Regions from separate parts of the Homo sapiens genome. Here region 1 is linked to region 2. Evidence: read pairs that join two places in POLR2A ChIA-PET (ENCODE). Cell type or tissue: CD4-positive, alpha-beta T cell. All regions are shown on one strand. Each heading gives the region's core, and the rest is flanking DNA. Links, peaks and the distances in the headings are about the cores only.

Region 1 (9,340 bases), core at 4,610-7,109, 190 kb after region 2:
GGTAGGAAGGACAACATAAAATCACAAGAACACGGTTCAAGATCAAGATCTAGCACCTTAGAAAAATGAGTCTCAATAAGAGTCTCAGCTTCCTCATCGGCACGGTAGAGATAAATGATCTCTGACATATTTTAAGTGACTAGGCTATTGTAATTTTCAAATAAGAAAATGTGTACAAGGGCATTTAGAACAAAATCTTTAAAGTGGCTCTGTGGCACAATGGATAGTGCATTGGACTTCTAATAAAGAATAAAATCTTTAAAGGACTATGTCTCTGCAGTAATAATTGAGGCAGAGCCTAAATGGTATCTGCAGAATAGAAAGGGAGACTCCCTCCAGGCAGATGAGGACATAAAGCCCCCTCTTTGGGCTGACACAGCCATATCCTGGGCTGGTTGGAGGCAGTGGAGCCACTAGGCAAAAAAAAAAAAAAAAAGGACAGGGTGGGTGAGGCACAGCTGGATTTGTGCTCACTCTCCCCAGGCTAGATGCTTTGGGTAACTCTACAAACTCCCCATCCTTTCTCTGTGTTTCCAGATGGAATCCAATATTTTCCTTATAACAAGGTGGAAGCAGCCTCTCTTCATGAGTTTGAGTAGAGTGGAAGAAAGAGGTGGAGGAATAGGAGGAGATGGATTTGGTAGTAGGTGTCTTTCTGCCTGGTGTGTTCCAAAGAGCAATGATTGGCAAACTCCCACCAGGTCCATTGCAAAGCAGGTGAGAGAGAGCACCAGGAGGTGTAGCATAGTTCAGAGAGGGAAAAGAGAAGGACTCAGCAATGTGACCACTACCTCCTTCCTTCAGTCATGCCTTGGGCTGGCCCAAAGTCTTACCATCCTCCACGCAGAGCTGCCTTGCACTTGAAAGATGAGTAAGCCATGTGGGCTGAAAGACCTGAACCAGAAGCAAGAGAAACAGTCTTGGGTCAGGTTTCTGTTTCCCATTCTAAATTAACTTGCTGCAAATTATTAAACCAAAGGCCATTATCTCAACATCATAAACCTTATTTCTAATTGAGATGATCAATGCCTCTTTCAGAATTATACATTCCAATTAGCAGGGAATAAGGTTATTTCTACTGTGCACTGGAATGCTAAAATTATCCTTGAAAAGTTTTTAAAAAATACTTCAATTATATGAAAGTATTAGTCTTCTGTCAGGCTTGTTCTGAAACATGGGTTCTTCATATTCCACTTAATGGAATTATGGCTTCATTAAATATATTTGCTTGTAAAAATATGTTCTTCAATATTTTAACAAAATGTCTCTCAAAATTTTGTTTTGTTTTGAGATGGAGTCTCACTCTGTCGCCCAGGCTGGAGTGCAGTGGCTTGATCTCGGCTCACTGCAACCTCTGCCTCCCGGGTTCAAGCAACTTTCCTGCCTCAGCCTCCCGAGTAGCTGGGATTATAGGCGCCTGCCACCACACCTCTCTAATTTTTGTATTTTTAGTAAAGACAAGGTTTCACCATGTTGACCAGGCTGGTCTCGAACTCCTGACCTCAGGCGATCTGCCCGCCTCAGCCTCCCAAAGTGCTGGGATTACAAGTGTGAGCCATCGCACCCGGCCGTCTCTCAATGTTTTTAACTAGCAGCACATGTGTACCTCAGCTGTGAGTTCTGCAATGTCTCATATCCTATGTACATGTTATTTGCATCTAAAAAATTAACATGACCTTATTATAGAAGATAATTTTACCCAAGGGAGACACACAAGACCTGGCACTAGATTGTCTATGGTATTTCCCCATCATGTAATTACTCAGTGCTTTTTAAAAAGTGTTATGTGCTCTGCAGAAAGATGATCCCACCACAATATATTAGCTCTCTTCTAGACACATATGTAATCACCCAAGGTTCATCTTGCCAACTGCTCAGAAGAGCCAATGCACCAAGGACAGTGGGTTTTTGCAACAGAGTGTTTAATAAATGCAGAGCCAGCTAAGCAAGAGGACAGGAGGTTATTATCACTCAAATCAGCTCCCTGAAAATTTGGACGCTAGGGATTTTTAATGATAGCTTGGCAGGCAGAGGCCTAGGAAATGGGGAATGCTGATTGGTTGGGTCAGGGATGAAATCACGCAGTGGGGGGTCGAAGCTGTCTTCTTGTCCTGAGTCAATTTCTGGGTGGGGCCCACAAGACCAGATGAAGCAATTTATTGGTCTAAGTGGCACCAGCTGGTCCGTCAGAATGCAGGATCTGAAAAATACCTCGAACACCAATCTTAGATTTTACAATAGTGATGTTATCCAGCTGGGAGGTTAGGAATCTTGTGGCCTCTGGCTGCATGACTCCCGAGTCATAATTTCTAATCTTGTGGCTAATTGGTTAGTTTTACAAAGGCAGTCTGATGTACAAACAAGGAAGGAGTTTGTATCCTTTGTTTCTAAATTGAACTATAACTAAATTCTTCCCATAGTTAGCCTACTCCCAGGAATGAACAAGGGCAGCTTAGGGTTAAAAGCAAGAGGAAATCAGTTAGGTCAGATTTCTTTTATTGTCATAATTTTCCTAAATCAGGTTTTTCTCTTTCATAATTTTTGCAAAGGCAGTTTCACACAGACCTGATTAAAAGCTCAGAAACATGGTTTCTAAAAATACAAGGCTAGAACTAGACTTGAATTCTAGGTCTGTCACTCCCTACCTAGTAACTTGACTTCTCTTGCTTTAGGTTTCATCGCCTGCAAAATGGGTTGATGAGGAGATTAAGTAAAATAATGTATGCAAAACTTATATCATGTAATAAATAGATGCTCAGTAAATACCAACACTACCTTACTCAATATCCCGTATATGATAATGGCTTAATAAATAGTCATTCATTTAATTGGAAATACAGTTCCAAAGATGTTTTTACTAGTTCTGCAAATGAGGAATATTATTTCTAGTAGTAGTTATGGTTCAGTCAACAACAGGATATGTTCTGGGCAAAATTTCCAATAAGCCAAATTGGCCCTGGTGCCTTCTTTGCTATTGCATGCTCCTTGTACACAGCTTGGCACTTTTCTCTCTGGCCCCCTCAAAGACGCTCCAGAAATGCTGCCCTGTGTTGTCTCGCATTATAACCTCCAAGAAGCCTTAGAGTCCCCAGAAAGCAATCTGGTTGAAAATCAATTCTTATCTGGCAATGACTGTCTAACCCACCCAGAAATATGTGCATTTTAAAAAGAAGCCCAGGATGATAATTCAAACAAAGAACAAATGGGCAGAATTTCAGGCAGCCATCGAACAGAAGACTTTTTTTGCATGGGAGAGGCATCTGGGGACAAGGACAGGTTAGGACTGGGACCTCCTAAATTATAGCATTTAGGCTGCTCATGGGGCTTTGACTACCCAATGAGCAAAGTGCACTCGTGAGTATGGCTTCCTCTGTGGAAGGAAGGGGTTAATACTCTAGGGACCTTTTCTTCTGGAGACCCATTGGCTGTATGTTTTTCTCCCCCAGCACCACAACTGTATAAGAAATGCCAGTTGAAAGTATGAAAATCAAAGTTTCATCCCACAGAAAAATTTAAATACTGTAACTTCAATAGCATTTTTGTCCTAAAGTGGGAATTTGTGATAAGAGAACATTTTTCTTCAGATAAGAAATTACTGAATTCCAAAAGTAATTTCACTTCCAGAAAAGATAAAAATAATAACTTCCAGAAATGAAGAATTCCTTGCATTATAATCATAAATGCTTATAGATGATTAAAAAGAATAGGATAGGCCCAGAATGGTGAAATCCACAAATAATCCCTGGATTTTACTGTTTGTCATCTTTTTCAACCTATCTTACCTCAAATATTTTTATAAAAAATGTTAATAAGCAAGAAAGTCAACCAGTTTTACAAATCCTAGCACACAATACCCCCCAAATAAATTATGATGGTAGCAACAGTGGTGGAGAAGTTAATGAGGACGGGAAAAGTGTAAATAGGGCAAGGGGTACCTCTATTAACTAAATGACTTCTGAATCGTCATTTACAATTTTGCCTAAAATAAAATCCCTGACCTTGGCTTTGATAGTGCAGGAAATAGTATTTTCACACCAATGCTGTAGGAGTATATATTACCATTTACAAAGCTATCATTTCTTTTTGTTTATCTTGTCTCAAATGATTTTTTTCCTTTCATTTCTTATAGCTCAAAGCAGAGAATGATGGAAACGATGGGAACACTTCCCCCAAAAGTACCAGCAGACCTTGGCTGAGACCTGTCTCTTTAGATGAAGTTAGGTGAGGATATTAGGGGAAACTAGAACCTGTTCTTATCTTCTTGAAATATCACTTGCAGAAAATAAGCATTAACTCCACTGAAGCACAGTGAGAATTTTTCCTCAAAGCCTCTTCACACCCTGCCTTAATTATGGCCTCACTGATGCTCTCTGGGAAAAAGTGTTTTGGAGTAATTAGAACTGCCAACATCAATAGTGCCACCAGAAATGCTGGTGCCAGACCCCCCAGGTGGTTTGCATGTCAAGAATGGCCTCCCAGATAGCTTCTTCTCCTAGAAATGTAAATAAACACAGCTGGTTCTCTTTCACACTTGAGATAAGCCAAGAGCTCTGAGTCCAAATCCTCACCTCCCTGTGGGTGGAGACCACCTCACCTGGCCAGAACAGTCCCAGGCCTCTCCAAGACCATTCCCCCTTGGCTGCTGTTCTCAAAGTTTTGCCCCTGGCTGCTTTACCACTCCTGACTTAATGTAAGGTCAAATCTTACATTCATTCTCATTCATTTTATCAGTGAGTCTTTATTCCTCAGATACCTCCATTCTCTTTTCCTTGTTACATAACCAGTACTTTAGAGAAATACAGAGTAGCTGGGTTGAACATCTTGCCCACAGGGAGTTACTGAAGCTCTAGGAGTGATGAAGTCTTCTTGCTTTTGTTACTCTCGAGGTTGCCTCACCTTTTCCCCCTTTTCACTTTTCCAATGCCTCTTCAACTAGTTTCCATAATAAATGCCCTCTACTGCCTGGCATGGGTTCTGTTTTCCAGACTGGATGCTGACCATTGCAAATAAGCCTCAGCAATGGTTGAGTTCTCCAGGTTTTTGCTGATGTTGAAGAACAAATGATGGGTTCAGGACACACCACACCAAAATATGACTGCGGGAGATCAGAATATGCCACCCTAAAATGTGCCTTTTTGGCATATTGATTATTTTGAGCTGGTTATTCTGAGAAACTGCAGACACAGAATGTCTAAAAAGTTACCCTTTTTAAGAGAAATTTACATCAATAAAGAAAACTTCCATTTGTAATGGTGTTTCCCTCTCTGCACCAGAAAGAAAAAGACAACTAAATCTCGAGACTCAATCAATGGTGAAGGCATAACAAATCTTACTTTTGTTTAACCTGCTTTTCATGGCCATCTCCTCTTAATTTGGCCTTTCCTCCCAGCCTCCTGTAATTTGCCTCCACTCTTGTCCCCCAACCCCAAATCTCTATTCTTTTCTGTAGTTCCAGGTGACACATAAACCTTAATCATCTGACAACTTCTTTAGGTATCATACTTTTGTGGGACTCCCATGCACATAATTAAAATTGTTTTCTTCTGTTAATCCTATGTCAATTTAATTTCTACACCAGCAAGAACCTAGAAAGGTAGAAGGAGGCAATTTTTCCTCCCCTGCAATGGTTTTGCCTGGCCCTCTACAATGTATTCAGGTCTCTTGTGTGTCTTCTAGCTACTGTGATCTGTTTCTATCCACAGAACACCAAACATTGGTGAGGGGAGGAAGGTCTCACACTAACCAATTCTCTAACTCTCAGGATACCAACTAGGTGTCCTACAATTCAATTATGACACTATGTACCTGGAGCTAGCAACAGATTCCATAGGTTAAGGGCCCAGCCCCACGACAAGGCTACCCTCATTTTAGATGCCAATCCGAAGTTCAGACCTCCCATGCTTCTGACCAACTGGCTATAAATCAGGGGTTCCCATTTTGACAAATGGTCATTTTTAGGTGCTCAAAGTTAAAACAGAACCAGGCAGCATGGCAGCGTGAGGGAGCAGTCAGGTACTCCGTGTTCTCAGAAAGATATTGTAAAAGTACCATAGGACCTCCCTTTCTAAAATCAAGCCAAACTAGTTCCTGTTTTTGGTACCAAGATAAACTGTGGCCCAATACACCCCTACTGGCTGTTTGAAAGAAACATCTGACAGACTTCCAGTGTGGGGCTTGGAAGCCAACCAATCAAATATCAGCTGTGTCAACCAATCAGGGCTCAGCTGTATTGACCAATCGGAACTTAGCTGTGCCAACCAATCAGAACTAAGCGTGTTTCAATCCTTCATTCGTATGAACAGACCTAATTGGGAACCTGGGCCGGAATTTTGCTATAAAGCTCAAACACTCTCTTTGCTCTCTGGAAGGTATCTTCCTTTTACTCCAAAGGCTGCTTCTGCCAGTTTGCAAACTATTTGCTGAAAAAAAAGTCTCTTTCCTCCAAATTCCTTTTTCAGAGAACTTTTTTTCACAGCTCCTAGCAAAACTCACAGAACTCAGGAAAACACTGCTTACATTCACAGGCTTATTCTAAACGATACAACTCAAGAACAGTCGCATGGAAGAACTGCATTAGGCAAGGTATGTGGGAAGGAGTGCGGAACTTCCATGTTCTCTCTGGGTGCACCACCCTTCCAGCACGTCACTGTGTTCATCAACCTAAATGCTCTCCAAACACTGTCATTTAGGGTTTTTATGAAAATTTCATTATGTGGGCATGCTTGATTAAATCATTGACCATTGGTGATTGACTTAATCTCCAGCCCCTCTCCCCTCTTCAAAAGTCAGGGGGTGGGGCTGAAAGTTCCAGCCCTCTCATTATGCCTTGGTCTTTATGGTGAGCAGTCCCCAGCTTTCTAGGGGCCCCAGCCACAAAACATCTCATTACCATGCAAAAGACAGTCATCACTGTGGGGATTGCAAGGGTCTTCAAAGCTTGGTGTCAGGGACCTGGGACTAAGACCAAATATTATAACAAAAGATGTTTCTATTATTACACCTATCATTCAGGAAATTACCAGGATTTTAGGAGCTCTGTGCCAGGAACTGGGGGTGAAAGCCAAATATATATTCTATATCACAATATCACACTGGCCTTCAGGAACACTGAGCTGACATCCGCTATTACAGGCTATGATTCCAGTCATTTGCTTCCATTTAACAGGTCCTCAAATTCTTCATTTATTTCTTCTAATCCCCAGCCCCTGATGGTACTCCAACCTCTGAGTGTCTCCAAACCCTCTCACTGGGGCACTCAGGGGCTCTGTGATATCCTGCAGGTTGTGGTTGCCCAGAGCCTCAGGCTCATCTCTCTTTCCTGTTATCTCTGTTTCTCTCTCTCTCTCTCTGAACCCCACTCTATCCCATTCTACCCCATTGCCCTTTCACTGTTTGAGATATGGTGCCATTTTAAATGCAGACGCTTGCATTCTTCCCCAGGCTCTTGTAGAGGAAAGAAGAAGAAAACCTTTTTTCTTTACCCACCTTAGGTTTTCTGGCTGGGGCCATATAAATTAGTCTTGCAAAATATTAAAAAGAGAAAAACAAACATAAGTTTAACACATGCATGTACACATGGGAGCACCCAGTGATAAATAACCCCAAGGGATGGTTAGAACTTGGGCTTGTATAACATCTTAGGCTAAACAAAGGAAAGAAATTTGAGCTTCTGGGTGGTCAAGTTATGGGAAGGTAACCAGGAAAAGTATAGTAACCCAGGGTTTTTTAGTAAGGTTTGTTATAAAGATTTAAGTATGTACCTTCTCCACTGATAAGAGTTGTTAAGAATCCTACTCTTTCTGCTATGATAGAGGGAGACACCTTTTACAAATGGAAACTTCCTTTATAAATGTAACTTTTCCTTTACAAAAAGAAAACTTGTGCCTTGTTTTTAGAGTTCTCCTTACAACTGCCGGTTCTCAATGGCTTTAGTTCAAAATAACTCATATGCCAAAGAGGCATATATTGGGGTTGTGTATTCTGGTACCCTCTAATATGTTTATGGAAGTGGGCCACTACTACCAATTTCATTACATTCCCTCATGCTTACACACGTGTTTCTAGACCTCACCTCTTACCATGGTTCAACCCTAAGAGAATAGGAGAAAGCAAGGACACTGACACCTCCTTCTTTCACTCCCTCCCTTCTATCTATCCTTTTCTCCTTCATATTAGAAGAATCTTGTTTTATTTCTTTATCTTGTTTGTCAGGGCCTTGACTCCAATTATTTCCTTCTCCTCAAATCATTGTTTATACTCACCACTTTTCTGGGACTCACACTGACAGAAAGGCTGCAAGAAAACATTTCAAGTTGGAAAAGGAAATGAAAAATACATTCATTTAATATTTTAATATACTCCCCTCACTCCATGATCCATCTACTACATCTCTTTCAAATGCCCCTCAAAGGACATTTATTCTATGTAGGTCTCTTCTCTTTCTAAGAAAGTGAGAGCTAGATCTCTGATCTCCATTTATCCTCTAGTCCTGTGCTGTCCAATATGGTAGCCACCAGCCACATGTGAATATTGAGCCCTGGAAATGTGGTTTGTCCATTAAGATGTGCTGTAAATGCATTAGAATACATACCAGATTTTGAAGACTTAGTATTAAAAAAGAATGTGGTATATTGCATCAATAATTTTTATATTCATTGCATGTTGAAATGACAGATATATTGGGATAAATAAAATATATTGTTAAATTAATTTCAGTGGTCTCTTCTTACATTTTAACATAGCTATTAAAAAACTTTAAATTGGCCAGGTGCAGTGGCTCATGCCTGTAATCTCAACACTTCAGAGGCCAATACTGGAGGATCACTTGAGGCCAGAAGTTCAAGACCAGCCTGGGCAACATAGTAAAATCCCATCGCTATAAAAAAAATTTTGAAAAATAGCAAGGCATGGTGGTGCACACCTGTAGTCTTGGCTCCTCAGGAGGCTGAGCTGAGAGGACTGTTTGAGCCCAGAAATTTGAGATTTCAGTAAGCCATGATTATACCATTGCACCCCTGGGTAACAAAATGAGACCCCATACTCTAGGGAAAAAAAACCTTTAAATTACACATGTGTATGCATCTTATTTCTATTAGCCAGCTGCCAGCTTCATGAGACCTAGGACAATTGCTGGTTATTAAGTATTGTACACATGGCTGGTAGCTAGTGGATTGGCCCTGGGGTGGCCATACCAATTGTTTACTGATGTTATTGGTTTTGGCCCTGACATCATGAGTGGTTAAATATTTTTTCTATCACCTGATTGCATTGCCATTAGCTACCACAGTGCCCACATATAGCAATAGATGGATGGATGGATGGATGAAAACACAAATGATAC
Region 2 (9,340 bases), core at 2,229-4,728:
GATCAGCAGTAGCAGCATCACCTGAAACCTGCTAGAAATGCAAAATCTTGGGTTCTACCCCAGAATTACAGAATCCAAATCTGCACTTTAACAAGACCCCCCGAGAGATTTGTTTGCACATCTAAGTTTGAGAGATCTTATATAACTTAGCTCTCTGCAGTCCTTGCTGAGAATAAAAAGTTACAGAGAGAAATTCATTGCACCCACAATACTTACAAAATCTGCACACTGAATCTCAATCTGCTTTAACTGAAACTAAAAGGTTCTTTTCTGATCATTTAATCCTTGTCCTAGCTGCTTGCTTTGGTGAAAGCAAAGGTGTAGCATTTGGTGTCAATGAGCTACAGAGGTGCCTTCTCTCTCTCCCCACACTGAGGCCCATGCCAGGTGAAGACCAGGTACAGGACGATAGTGATTATAAACCACTTCTCAAATACCTAGTGTCCTGACATAGTCCCAAACTACCCAAGCTGGCCTTTAAGAAGGTTCCATTTCTATGTATTATTTTATCCCCTAAATTCTAGTCCTTAGCCATCTATTAAAATCAATATTAAGGGTTTGAAGGTCCTAATGAATAAAACCACTCTTTCCTCCTCCCAAGCGAGAAAATATGGAGAACTAAGAGTGAGGCATTAAATCAATAAAGATCAAAAGTCAGACCTGTTGTTGTTAAGCTGATTACAATATAAGGCTTAGAATCGCAACCCAATGAGCTTCCAAACACTCCAGAGAATTTGGATAAAAAACCGTCCAATCCACAGTCAGGCCCTGCAGGGCCAGGCCAGTCTCCTTGAACCAAAGGGAGCATGTGAATTCTGAGGAGCAGCTCCTTTGAAAGAGATAAAGCCAAGCCACTCGTGTTCAGCTAAGCGCCCAGTTTCACAGCCAGAGAAGTCACTCCCCCTCCCTTGGGGAGAGGCAGCAAGGGTGACAGAGCAGTCAGAAATATCATACTCATACATTCTCTTCCATCAATAGAAATCTGAGGAATGGGAAATAGGAAGGCTCCTAATAAAGTCTTTGCAACGTTGAAAGCAAATAAATCTGAAAACAAATAATTTTTTTTGGAAAAAAAAAAATCACCAAAGCTGAACCATGAAGAGACAGAAAACAGACTGATAACTATGGGATAAATTGAGAAACTTACCAAAATCCTAAATTGCCTAAAAGTACCATGTTTCATAAGAGAAATCCTTAAAACTTTTGAGGAAAAATTAATTTCAATACTATTTAAACTTTCCAAGAGTGCATGGGGGAAAAAGGGGCTGTGAAAAGAAAGGCTTGTTCGGCAAAGTCAGCATAATATTTATACATAAATCTGACCTAAATAGAGTCTAAAAAGAAAAGACCAAGCTCATTTATGAATGTTGGCATTAAAATCTTAAGTGTGATTTTAGCAACTATAATTGGATAATATATTAAAGAGTATTACACCATAACCAAGTCAAGAGATTCTAGAATGCAAAAATGGTTCAAAGTTAATAAATATATTTATATAATTTATGTTTATGAGTCAAGTAACAAAATAATAAAAAGTTCAAGGCCCTACATGCTATAAAAGCATTTGACAAGATAAAAAATCTATTCCTGGCTGGGTGTGGTGGCTCACACCTATAATCCCAGCACTCTGGGAGGCCAAGGCAGGAGGATCACTTGAGGCCAGGAGTTTGAAACCAGCCTGAGCAACATAGTGAGACCCTGTCTTCACAAAAAATTGAAAAAATTAGACAGGCCTGGTGACCTATGCCTGTAGTTCTAGCTACTCAGGAAGCTGAGGTGGGAGAATCTCTTGAGCATGGGAGTTCCAGATTGCAATGAGCTGTGATTACACCACTGCACTCCAGCCTGGGTGACAGAGCAAGATCTTGTCTCTTAAAAATAAATTAATTAATTATATCCATAAAGGATATATATACTTGACTTTTTTGTTTTTTGAGATGGAGTCTTACTCTGTCGCCCAGGCTGGGGTGTAGTGGCGCAATCTCAGCTTACTGCAACCTCCACCTCCTGGGTTCAAGCAATTCTTTGCCTCAGCCTCCTGAGTAGAAACTATTCACTGGTATTACAGGCACCCACCACCACGCCTGGCTAATTTTCATATTTTTAGTAGAGATGGGGTTTCACCATCATGGCCACACTGGTCTTGAACTCCTGACCTCATGATCCACCTGCCTCGGCCTCCCAAAGTGCTGAGATTACAGGCATGAGCCACTGCACCCAGCCATACCTGACTTTTTAAGATACAAAATCTTAGTAAAGTAGGCATAAAGAACCTCATGCCTAATGATGAGATGGTAGAAAAATTCTCATTACCATTGGGAACATGACAAGGATACCCAGTATCTCCAGTATTACTCAGCTTTTCAGAAAATACTATCCAGTATAGAAATGGGAAATAAGTAGAAAAATTATTTTTCCCATGCCTAGAGAACTCAAAAGAATAAATGATGGGCTCACACCTGCAATTCCAGCACTCTGGGAGGCCAAGGTGGGAGGATCGTTTAAGGCCAGGAATTTGAGACCAGCCTGAGTAACACAGGGGGTCCCAATCTCTAAAAACAAACAAATTAAAATAAAGAATAAATGAAAAGAAGTATATTATTGGCAAAAAGAGAACTTAGTAAGCTTATCAAAAGTTTTTCTATATTTGCTGGCAACATGGCCGAATAGGAACAGCTCAGGTCTGCAGGTCCCAGCGAGATCGATACAGAAGGCAGGTGATTTCTGCATTTCCAAGAGAGGTAGCAAGTTCTTCTCATTGGGACTGGTTGGACAGTGGGTGCAGCCCATGGAGAGCGAGCCAAAGCAGGGTGGGGCATTGCCTCATCTGGGAAGCACAAGGGGTAGGGGGATTCCCCCCACCCCCAGCCAAGGGAAGCCCTGAGGGACTTTGCCATGAGGAATGGTGCACTCTGGCCCAGATACTGCGCTTTTCCCATGGTCTTCACAACCCGCAGACCAGGAGATTCCTTCCAGGGCCTATGCCACCAGGGCCCTGGGTTTCAAGCACAAAACTTGGCCGCCATATGGGCAGACACTGAGCTAGCTGCAGGAGTTTTTTTTTTTTTTTTTTTTTCATACCCTAGTGCCACCTGGAATGCCAGCAAGACAGAATCATTCTTTCCCCTGGAGAGGGGGCTGAAGCCAGGGAGCCAAGCGGTCTGGCTCAGTGGGTCCCACCCCCATGGAGACCAGCAAGCTAAGATTCACTGGCTTGAAATTCTGGCTGCCAGCACAGCAGTCTGAGGTCAACCTAGGACGCTAGAGTTTGCTGGGAGGAGGGGCGTCCGCCACTGAGGAGGCTTGAGCAGGCAGTTTTACCCTCACAGTGTAAACAAAGCCTCCAGGAAGTTCAAACTGGGTGGAGCCCATTGCAGCTCAGCAAGGCCACTGTGGCCAGACTGTCTCTCTAGATTCCTCCTCTCTGGGCAGGGCATCTCTGAAAAAAAGGCAGCAGCACCAGTCAGGGACTTACAGATAAAACCCCCATCTCCCTGGGACAGAGTACCTGGGGGAAGGGGCGGCTGTGGGTGCAGCTTCAGCAGACTTAAACGTCCCTGCCTGATGGCTAAGAAGAGAGCAGATCTCCCAGCACAGCGCTCAAGCTCTGCTAAGGGTCAGACTGACTCCTCAAGTGGTTCCCTGGCCCCCATGTATCCTGACTGGGAGACACCTCCCAGTATGGGCCGACAGACACCTCATACAGGAGAGCTCTCACTAGCACCTGGCAGGCACCCCTCTGGGATGAAGCTTCCAGAGGAAGGAACTGGCAGCAATCTTTGCTGTTCTGCAGCCTCTGCTGGTGATACCTAGGCAAACAGGGTCTGGAGTGGACCTCCAGCAAACTCCAGCAGACCTGCAGCAGAGGGGCCTGACTGTTAGAAGGAAAACTAACAAACAGAAAGGAATAGCATCAACATCAACAAAAGGGACATCCACTCAGAGGCCCTATCCGAAGGTCACCAACATCAAAGACCAAAGGTAGATAAATCCATGAAGATGGGGAGAAACCAGCGCAAAAATGCTGAAAATTCCAAAAACCAGAATGCCTCTTCTCCTCCAAAGAATCACAACTCCTCGCGAACAAGGGAACAAACCTGGATGGAGAATGAGTTTGACGAATTGACAGAAGTAGGCTTCAGAAGATGGGTAATAACAAACTCCTCTGAGCTAAAGGAGCATGTTATAACTCAATGCAAGGAAGCCAAGAACCTTGAAGAAAGGTTAGAGGAATTGCTGACTAGAATGACCAGTTTAGAGAAGAACATAAATGACCTGATGGAGCTGAAAAACACAGCACAAGAACTTTGTGAAGCATCCACAAGTATCAATAGCCGAATCGATCAAGCAGAAGAAAGGATATCAGAGATTGAAGATCAACTTAATGAAAGAAAGTAAAAAGACAAGATTAGAGAAAAAAAATGAAAAGAAACAAACAAAGCCTTCAAGAAATATGGGACTATGTGAAAAGACCAAATCTATGTTTGGTCTATGATTGGTGGAACTGAAAGTGACGGGAAGAATGGAACTGAGTTGGAAAACACTCTTCGGGATATTATCCAGGAGAACTTCCCCAACCCAGCAAGGCAGGCCAACATTCAAATTCAGGAAATACAGAGAACACCACAAAGACACTCCTTGAGAAGAACAACCCCAAGACACACAATCGTCAGATTCACCACGTTTGAAATGAAGCATAAAAGGTTAAGTGCAGCCAGAGAGAAAGGTTGGGTTACCCACAAAGGGAAGCCCATCAGAGCAACAGCAGATCTCTCAGCAAGAACTCTACAAGCCGGAAGAGAGTGGGGGCCAATATTCAACATTCATAAAGAAAAGAGTTTTCAACCCAGAATTTCATATCCAGCCAAACTAAGCTTCATAAGCAAAGGAAAAATAAAATCCTTTCCAGACAAGCAAATGCTGAGAGATTTTGTCACCACCCGCCCTGCTTTATAAGAGCTCCTGAAGGAAGCACTAAACATGGAAAGAAACAACCGGTACCAGCCACTGCGAAAACATACCACATTGTAAAGACCATCAACACTATGAAGAAACTGCATCAACTAACGGGCAAAACAGCTAGCATCATAACGACAGGATCAAATTGACACATAACAATATTAACCTTAAATGTAAACAGGCTAAATGCCCCAATTAAAAGATACAGACTTTTAATTGGATAAAGAATCAAGACCCATCAGTGTACTGTATTCAGGAGACCCACCTCACGTGCAAAGACACACATAGGCTCAAAAGAAAGGGATGGAGGAATATTTACCAAGCAAATGGAAAGCAAAAAAAAGGCAGGGGTTGCAATCCTAGTCTGTAATAAAACAGACTTTAAACCAACAAAGATCAAAAAAGACAAAGAAGGGCATTACATAATGGTAAAGGGATCAATGCAACAGGAAGAGCTAACTATCCTGAATATATATGCATCCAATACAGGAGCACCCAGATTCATAAAGCAAGTTCTTAGAGACCTACAAAGAGACTTAGATTCCCACACAATAATAGTGGGAGACTTTAACACCTCACAGTCAATATTAGACAGATCAATGAGACAGAACATTAACAAGGATATCCAGGACTTGAACTCAGCTCTGCACCAAGCAGAACTAATAGACAGCTTCAGAACTCTCCACCCCAAATCAACAGAATATACATTCTTCTCAGAATCACATCACACTTATTCTAAAACTGACCACATAATTGGAAGTAAAACACTCCTCAGCAAATGCAAAAGAACGGAAATCCTAACAGTCTCTCAGATCACAGTGCAATCAAGTTAGACCTCAGGATTAAGAAACTCACTTAAAACCACACAACTACATGGAAACTGAACAACCTGCTCCTGAATGACTACTGGGTAAATAACAAAATGAAGACAGAAATAAAGATGTTCTTTGAAACCAATGAGAACACAGACACAATGTACCAGAATCTCTGAGACACATTTAAAGCAGTGTTTAGAGAGAAATTTATAACACTAAATGCCCACAAAAGAAAGCAGGAAAGATCTAAAATCAACACCCTAACATCACAATGAAAAGAACTAGAGAAGCAAAAGCAAACAAATTCAAAAGCTAGCAGAAGACAAGAAATAATTAAGATCAGAGCAGAATTGAAGGAGACAGAGAAAAAAAAAAACCCTTCAAAAAATCAATGAATCCAGGAGCTTGTTTTTTGAAAAGATCAACAAAATAGACGACTAGCCAGACTAATAAAGAACAAAAGAGAGAAGAATCAAATTGACACAATAAAAAATGATAAAGGGGATATCACCATTGACCCAAAGAAATACAAACTACCCTCAGAGAATACTATAAACACCTCTATGCAAATAAATTAGAAAATCTAGAAGAAATGGATAAATTAATGTACACGTACACCCTCCCAAGTCTAAACCAGGAAGAAGTCAAATCCCTGAATGGACCACTAACAAGTTCTGAAATTGAGGCAGTAATTAATAGCCTACCAACCAAAAAAGTCCAGGACAAGATGCATTCACAGCCAAATTCTACCAGAGGTACAAAGAGGAATTGGTACCACACCTTCTGAAACTATTTCAAACAATAGAAAAAGAGGGAATCCTCCCTAATTCATTTTATGAGGCCAACATCATCCTGATACCAAAACCTGGCAGAGACAACAAAAACAAAAAATGAAAATTTCAGCCAATATCCCTGATGGACATTGATGCAAAAATCCTCAATAAAATACTGGCAAACTGAATCCAGCAGCACATCAAAAAGCTTATCCACCACAATCAAGTCAGCTTCATCCCTGGGATGCAAGGCTGGTTCAATATACACAAATCAACAAATGTAATCCATCACATGAACAGAACCAATGACAAAAACCACATGATTATCTCAATAGATGCAGAAAAGGCCTTCAGCAAAATTCAACACCCCTTCATGCTAAAATCTCTCAATAAACTAGGTATTGATGGAACGTATCTCAAAATAATAAGAGCTATTTATGACAAACCCACAGCCAATATCACACTGAATGGGCAAAAACTGGAAGCATTTCTTTTGAAAACCAGCACAAGACAAGGACACCCTCTCTCACCACTCCTATTCAACATAGTATTGGAAGTTCTGGCCAGGGCAATCAGGCAAGAGAAAGAAATAAAGGGTATTCAATCAGGAAAAGAGGAAGTTGAATTATTCCTGTTTGCAGATGACATGATTGTATGTTTAGAAAACCCCATTGTCTCAGCCCCAAATCTCCTCAAGCTGATTAGCAACTTCAGCAGTCTCAGGATACAAAATCAATGTGAAAAATCACAAGCATTCCTATACACTAACAACAGACAAACAGAGAGCCAAATCATGAGTGAACTCCTTTTCACAATTGCTACAAAAAGAATAAAATACCTAGCAATACAACTTACAAGGGATGTGAAGGACCTCTGCAAGGAGAACTACAAACCACTGCTCAAGGTAATAAGAGAGGACACAAATAAATGGAAAAACATTCCATGCTCATGGATAGGAAGAATCAATATCATGAAAATGGCCATACTGCCCAAAGTAATTTACAGATTCACTGCCCTCCCCCATCAAGCTACCATTGACTTTCTTCACTAAATTGGAAGAAACTAATTTAAAGTTCATATGGAACCAAAAAAGAGCCTGCATAGCCAAGACAATCCTAAACAAAAAGAACAAAGCTGGAGGCATCATGTTACCTGACTTCAAACTATACTACAAGGCTACAGTAACCAAAACAGCATGGTACTGTTACCAAAACAAATACATAGACCAATGGGACAGAACAGAGGCCTCAGAAATAACACCACACATCTATAACCATCTGATCTTTGACAAACCTGACAAAAAGAAGCAACGGGGAAAGGATTCTCTATTAGATAAATGGCATTGGGAAAACTGACTAGCCATATGCAGAAAACTGAAACTGGACCCCTTCCTTACACCTTATACAAAAATTAACTCAAGACGGATTAAAGACTTAAATGTAAGACCTAAAACCATAAAAACCCTAGAAGAAAACCTAGGCAATACCATTCAGGACATAGGCATGGGCAAAGACTTCCTGACTAAAACACCAAAAGCAATGGCAACAAAAGCCAAAACTGGCAAATGGGATCTAATTAAACTAAAGAGCTTCTGCGCAGCAAAAGAAACTATCATCAGAGTGAACAGGCAACCTACAGAATGGGAGAAAATTTTTGCAATCTATCCATCTGACAAAAGGCTAATATCCAGAATCTACAAAGAACTTAAATTTACAAGAAAAAACAACCCCATCAAAAAGTGGACAAAGGATATGAACAGACACTTCTCAAAAGAAGACATTTATGCAGCCAACAGACATATGAAAAAATGCTCATCATCACTGGTCATCAGAAAAATGCCAGTCAAAACCACAATGAGATACCATCTCATGCCAGTTAGAATGGCTATCATTAAAAAGTCAGGAAACAACAGATGCTGGAGAGGAAGTGGAGAAATAGGAATGCTTTTACACTGTTGGTGGGAGTGTAAATTAGTTCAACCACTGTGGAAGAGAGCATGGCAATTCCTCAAGTATCTAGAACCAGAAATACCATTTGACCCAGCAATCCCATTACTGGGATTGTATAGTAGAAGGATTGTAAATCATTCTACTATAAAGACACATGCACACGTATGTTTATTGCGGCACTGTTCACAATAGCAAAGACTTGGAACCAACCCAAATGCCATCAATGATAGACTGGATAAAGAAAACGTGGCACATATATACCACAGAATACTATGCAGCCACAAAAAAAGGATGAGTTCATGTCCTTTGCAGGGACATGGATGAAGCTGGAAACCATCATTCTCAGCAAACTGAAACAAGAACAGAAAACCAAACACCGCATGTTGTCACTCATAAGTGGGAGGTGAACAAGGAGAACACATGGACAGAGGGAGGGGAACATCACACACTGGGGCCTGTCGGGGGTGGGGGGCTAGGGGAGAGATAGCATTAGGAGAAATACCTAATGTAGATGATGGGTTGATGGGTGCAGGAAACCACCATGGCACGTGTATACCTATGTAACAAACCTGCACTTTCTGCACATGTACCCCAGAACTTAAAGTATAATAATAAAAAAGAAAAAAATTTATAAAAGTTTTTCTATGTCAAATAATAACCTGCTATAAAAATATAATGGAAGACAATGCCTCATTTATAATAATATCTGAAAACATTATAAAATGTCTAAGAACAAACTTAATAACATATATGTTTTTAGAACTTTAAAATTTGACCAAAGGGCATAAAAGTAGCCAAATAAAAAGAAGTAGTTATCTTGTTCATAGAAAGATTCAATATTGTA

The links. Peaks named below come from ENCODE experiments on the same cell type or tissue, not always from the same donor. Only the 100,000 strongest peaks of a DNase experiment are listed, where the experiment ranks them.
Region 1: POLR2A ChIA-PET joins it to region 2 with 5 read pairs; 3 of 35 experiments call an interaction of 5 or more read pairs at or near these places.

What each region holds. Positions count from the first base shown.
Region 1 is chr12:67,359,557-67,368,896 of GRCh38, reverse strand. No RefSeq gene overlaps it. Among named protein-coding and RNA genes, the nearest start is that of LINC02420, 78 kb to the left of the region's middle. In CD4-positive, alpha-beta T cell, for the core only: no CTCF peak of the experiment used is centred there; no DNase peak of the experiment used is centred there.
Region 2 is chr12:67,549,495-67,558,834 of GRCh38, reverse strand. All of the region lies in intron 2 of LINC02408 (long intergenic non-protein coding RNA 2408), which reads right to left. Among named protein-coding and RNA genes, the nearest start is that of LINC02408, 34 kb to the right of the region's middle. RefSeq lists enhancers at 2,783-3,282, 3,283-3,784. In CD4-positive, alpha-beta T cell, for the core only: no CTCF peak of the experiment used is centred there; a DNase peak (open chromatin) is centred at 3,294.